Linked DNA regions of Mus musculus: region 2 is linked to region 1. A link is a loop called in an ENCODE intact Hi-C map of the cell type or tissue named here. Cell type or tissue: heart. All regions are shown on one strand. Links, peaks and the distances in the headings refer to the core of each region. The heading gives the core; the rest is flanking DNA.

Region 1 (2,925 bases), core at 149-2,648:
GTTTTTGTTTAGTTTATAATGAAGATGTTTTGTATGATAGTAGTTAAGAGTTGAAGGAATACATTTTCTAAATGAATAAATGCAAGTTAACATACCTTTGGCTAAAACTTGCCTGGATTCATTATCTGAAAGTTCAGATAGCATTTCTGCAATTGTATATTGGGTAAGTGGCTAGGCTACCACAATTCAGTTCATTATTCAATCGTATAACAGTGTCTGGGTCTTTAAGTCTATTTTGATGCAGTTAGTTCTACTTGAAATAATAACAAATAGATCATACCTGTTCATTCAACATATAACTAACTACTCATTAGGCATTTTGAGGCTCCTGCAAGAGACCTTCAAAGCTTTCCCTTATCATTGTAACTCCTGCAGTCTTATAAAACTTATCATTGTAACTCCTGCAGTCTTATAAAACTAGTATTGTATTATTTGTTGTGTTTATAATGGATACTGAAGTCTATTTTCAAACTTCATTGTGGAAAATCACTTCAATGTAATAATACTCTAACAAAAATGTATTTTGCTTTAAGTGTATATAAAATTCAACAAGTTTTTGATCTAGTTATTTGCATTTTAAAATGTGTCTACTTAGAAATCAATTTCGACTTTAAACACAAAATACTAAGAACTGTTGACTCTGACACCTGGGTAGCAGTTTGCCATGGCTCCAAGTTACTGTTTTCTCTCTGTTCACCATAGCCTGGAATACTGTGACATTTCCACTTCTTCTGCGCTGTATTCCGATTTAAGTTTCCTCTGCCTCATGGTTGGTCCTCTCTGCTTTGTTCTGATTCACATTTCACCTTCCCCCACTCACCCAGGGCAAAAAGAAACTCAGTATCTTGATGTTAGCACATTTTGTAGCCTGAGTTTTTAACATCTTGGTTTTTTTTTGTTTTTTTGTTTTGGTTTTTCAAGACAGGGTTTCTCTGTATAGCCCTGGCTGTCCTGGAACTCACTCTGTAGACCAGGCTGGCCTCAAACTCAGAAATCCACCTGCCTCTGCCTTCCGAGTGCTGGGATTAAAGGCGTATGCCACCATGTCTGGCTTAACATCTTGTTTTAAAGAGATGTCTTTTGTGCCATTCTCCCAAGAGCTGTTTCTAATTTAATCAGAAATGTAAAATCGCTTAACATAAAAATTTTTGGGTTCACATGTATTCTTTTTTCCCAATTTGCTCCCTATAAAGTAATTTTGAAGGTTAACTATGTCACCATAGCCACATCTGATACAGTAGTAGCCTTTGTCTCTCTCTGATTGCTTTTTGCTACACTAAACAGGAGAACAGCTGCCACAACAGTTAAATTCAAAACAGGAAGTCATGTGGTCTTCCTAACGCTTGCCTTTCAAGGGCGACTCACTCCCCCTGCTGGTTAGTAGTAGTAGTATTCAGAGTACACAGGTTTGGTCCAACTGGATCATTTTATCTCTTATAAAACTTATGCTTAGCCACTTTAAAAAAATGTAAGATTTAATGTATCTGTCACTGGAAGGAATCCAGTATTAGCAGCTTTAAAAAACACTTCTGGTTTGGTTTGGTTTTGAAGCAGGTTCTTGATATGTACACACAAACTGGTCTCTAAGATGTGGTGAAAACCAACACCTTTTAAGGCTCTTAAGTAGACCACAACAATAAAATACTGTAATCTAATAGAGTAAATAAGATGAAAAAAAAAGATGTTTAAATATTATTAAAAATCTCAGCATGATATAATCCTTATTTTCTTTGGGTTATTTTTTTTTTCATTGTATACTTCTTTTGATTCTGTTCACAGTTCTTGTATATTTTCCTTTTTAACATTCTGTATGCAATTTTAATCACATGTATGTAAATAGACAATAAATTGGGTAGCAAATCAAAGTTAATTAAGAAATAATATACTTAAGCTATACAGAAAACCCTCATTGAATAGTTTTTTTGAATGGAAATGCATTTTTATCATTTAAAACATAACTTATAATATTCTGTAAAAGATGGCAATTCCTGTACTGACAATATGGGTATAAAAGTTAAGAGAAATTGGGAGGGAATGGAACAGAAACCTAACATTTGTCCCATGTTTATTATTTTAATGTTAGCTTACAAAATGCACCAAAATAGATGTTGATCCATGAGAAAAATGCTTTTTCTGTGAAGCTTGAATCATAATTCACACTTTATATCAACATTTTCATTACCTTGAAGGTGCCTTCCTGAAAAGAGTATCAAGTCTTCTTTAAAATATCTATTGTTCTGCTAAAATTCACTATTTTATAGGCAACATTATAACATTTCTTTTTTTATATTTTCTAGGGCAAATAGTAACTAAACTTTGTTTTGTTTTAAAGCTACACAATGGAAAAAAAATCCCCCTTTTGCTTATAACTCACAGTAAGAAATACAGTTTAAAAAACAACCCAGTAAAGCACACACATATAAACAAGATACATATTTATTTTAACATATGAGCTGTGTGGTGGTAGTGCAAGTCTTTAATCCCAGTACTTGGGAGGCAGAGGTAGGTGGATCTGTCTCGGATTTCAAGGCCAGCCTGGTCTACAAGTTCCATGACAGTCAGTTTAAGAGAAATGCTGTCTTGAAAAACCAAAACTAAACAACAACAAAATACGCCTTTACCATGTCCAATGCACTTAGATTCCTATTTTCAATAAATATACTGTCATATTTTTTGTCATAATAATTTTATGACTTTATGATAATGCATTTAAATTTAAGATAATCCTGCAAGCGCTCTGATAACAAGCTAACCCAGCCCAAAGAACATTGAAAACAACTCTTAGAAGCCTCCCTCTTATCTACTGTAGATGGGACAGATTTTAAACACATCTTGCACTCTTCCTTCAAAGATAAAAATCCCCTCTAAACCAGAGGTAGTCTAGATTAGATCAGTACTAAGAAGGACAACTATAGTTCAACTCTC
Region 2 (2,925 bases), core at 105-2,604, 61 kb before region 1:
GCAGGGGCTGGGGGTGGGTGTTGCTGTGAGTGGGTCAGCGACATGACTGTGATGGATCCCTTTGAGTTCTCTGGCATGATCAATTAGACCGGAGTAGACAGACCACCAGCGTGTGCCCTTCTTGAACAAGAGAGGCAAAGACAGACATTTGCAGGCTGACATCTGTGAATGATTAGCCTGCTGCCACTACTTGAACGGCACATTATAGCATAGCTTCATGGTATATTATTTTAAGGGCCACTTCATTTTCTCACATTTTTGTTCAGTGTATGTACATGTGCCTCAATGAGTTTATATGTGTCACATGTATGCAGGTGTCCAAGGAGCACAAAGGTTATCAGATCTCCTGAAACTGAAGTTACAGGCCAGCTGCCCAACATAGGTGCTGGGAATATGGATTGGGGGACCGGCATCCTTTGCAAGAACAGTAAATGCTCTTGACTGCTGAGCCATCTCTCCAGCCTCTGCTTTCACCGTTTCTCAAAATGTACTCTAATCTCAGTCGAATTTCAAACAGGAAGCATCTGTTTATATCAAAGGGACTTTAATACGAAAGGATTGGTAACATAGGAGATGGAGATAAACAGCATCCAGTACCAGCAATGGCTATTGGTTCCCTGGGCTGCAAGGACAAGAAGATACTTACCTGTAGATACTAGAATCCCAGAGCCACACCTGCTACTGGAGGTGCTGCTGAGGCAGCCAGAAGGGAAGAACTACCCCTGCAATTCTATTCTTTTCCTGTCCCAGTGTCCTTGTGGCCACTATTGCCCACACAGGAACCCAGCACCTGTGTATGTTTAGGTTGCTGTAACAGAATAATGACCTGGCCAGTTTAAACAGCAGACATCTTCTACTTACAGTTTCAGGGGCTGTGAAGTTGAAGGTCAGTGTGCCGGCTCTTTCTAGCTTGGAGACAGCTGTCTTCTTGCTGTATCTTTGTGTGTTCAAAAGAGACCTATACACGTCTTTTTTTTTCTTTTTATAAAACCATGGCCCCGTCAGATTAGGGATCCATCAAAGTTTTAGTGTGAAAAGGCTCGAGCGTTTCATCCTTTGATTCTCAGCTGCTGTCACTATTTTAGGAGACTGTGGGATCTTTGGGAAGTGGAGACTAGAGAGAGGAAGTGGGTCACTGGGCGAGAGAGTCTAAGATTTTATAGAGTGGCCTCGTTTCCTGTTGCCTCAATTTCATGGCGATAAGCCCGGAAGTGAGTAAGCCGCCTCCTGCTCCTGAAGCCGCAGCTTGAAGCTGCTCCACAGCTTCCACAGCCTCCCACACCCCAACCCCACAAACCATGGTCCAAACAAACCCTTCCTCCTTTGAGTTGCTTCTGGTCAAGTATTTGTTCACAGCAATAACAAAAGTTGCTGAAACAGCCCCTACTTTTCTGACCTCATTAATCTTCCAAAAGACGCTGTTTCCAAATATTGTCACCAACAGGGGTTAGAATTTCAGCATATGAGTTGGGTGGAGAGCGAACAAATCAACAGAATCACAAAGAAATGAGACTTCTCCCCTAACTCCACCTCCACACTACCAACATACGCATTCTACTGTGAAACAGAGAGGGCAATAAATAGATCTGAGGGCAAACAGTGAGAGGTCTTTTCAGAATAAATGTGTTCAGGGCCAGAGCCATACCAGGTCCTAACCCAGGTCTTCTAATTCCAGATCCAGCTGACAGTGAGTTCCGTTGAGCCCTCAATATAAAGGGCAGCTCTCCTGGGCTCATCCTTTTCTGAATTTCCATGCTATTTTCTTTCTTTATCTTGTGATTCATCAATGGTTACTCTCTTACTTTCTTGTGAGCAATATTCTATCATTGATACATCCAAATGTATCAATATTATAAGATCAAGAATCGTGAAGATTTCAAGTGGCAGCCTTCTGATTGATTTCACATCCTGTACCTGCTAGATAACCACTTTTATTGAATAATTTCTTCCGCCAATTTAGCAAATGTTGTTAAGAATAGTTCTACCGGAACAAGGATTATACCAATAGATATGCTAATGTGTGTATAGGAGAAAGACTGAAGGGTGTGAACATCACATAAAGAAATACAGGCGGGGCTGGTGAGATGGCTCAGTGGGTAAGAGCACCCGACTGCTCTTCCAAAGGTCCAGAGTTCAAATCCCAGCAACCACATGGTGGCTCACAACCATCCGTAACGAGATCTGACTCCCTCTTCTGGAGTGTCTGAAGACAGCTACAATGTATTTCCATATAATAAATAAATAAATCTTTAAAAAAAAAAAAAGAAATACAGGCTACTAAGGAATACGGAGAACAGAAGAAATAGTCTTCCCCAGGGAAGAGCACACCAACAGGCTATCCAATACTGAGTGGTCAGCCCTGAATTATAGACACACAAGTAACATTATATAGACTGTGATGGCTCTATTTATGTGTTTAGGAATATATATTCATTTTTATATATAAATATATAAACAAAATAAAAAAGAGGTCAGGGCACGCCTTTAATCCCAGCACTTGGGAGGCAGAGGCAGGTGAATTTCTGAGTTCAAGGCCAGCCTGGTCTACAGAGTGAGTTCCAGGACAGCCAGGGCTACACAGAGAAACCCTGTCTCGGGAAAAAAAAAAAAAAAAAAAAAAAGAAAGAAAGAAAAAAAAGAGTCTAGAATGTGAGAGAGAACAAGGGGGTGTGTACATGGCGTGGCTGGGGGAGTAAGGAAGGGGGAAATAATGTAATTATATATCTTAATTTTAAAAACTATTTAAAAATAATAGTTCCATTATTTCTTTTTAAAAACTGCATTATTTTCTAAAATGCCATATTTCTCTAGCCATCAAGAAAGTTTTTTTTGATTCTAGGAAATTATCTGTGTAAATATTGTTTATTATTTTGGATGTAATCTCAATGAGGGATCTATTCGTATGAACCGGGAGCACTAGGTACT

Evidence for each region. Peaks named below come from ENCODE experiments on the same cell type or tissue, not always from the same donor. Only the 100,000 strongest peaks of a DNase experiment are listed, where the experiment ranks them.
Region 2: it touches region 1 in a loop (2.5-fold over the local background); 2 of 42 quality-filtered maps call a loop at or near these places.

What each region holds. Positions count from the first base shown.
Region 1 is chr15:8,449,671-8,452,595 of GRCm38, reverse strand. It overlaps a transcript of Nipbl not described here. Among named protein-coding and RNA genes, the nearest start is that of Nipbl, 6.7 kb to the right of the region's middle. In heart, for the core only: a CTCF peak has its summit at 1,373 (motif pointing left); a DNase peak (open chromatin) is centred at 1,345.
Region 2 is chr15:8,510,329-8,513,253 of GRCm38, reverse strand. It overlaps Gm49249 (a long non-coding RNA gene), which reads right to left and starts at 2,025. Exons shown (of 3, transcript XR_003951627.1): 1 at 862-2,025. In heart, for the core only: no CTCF peak of the experiment used is centred there; a DNase peak (open chromatin) is centred at 1,223.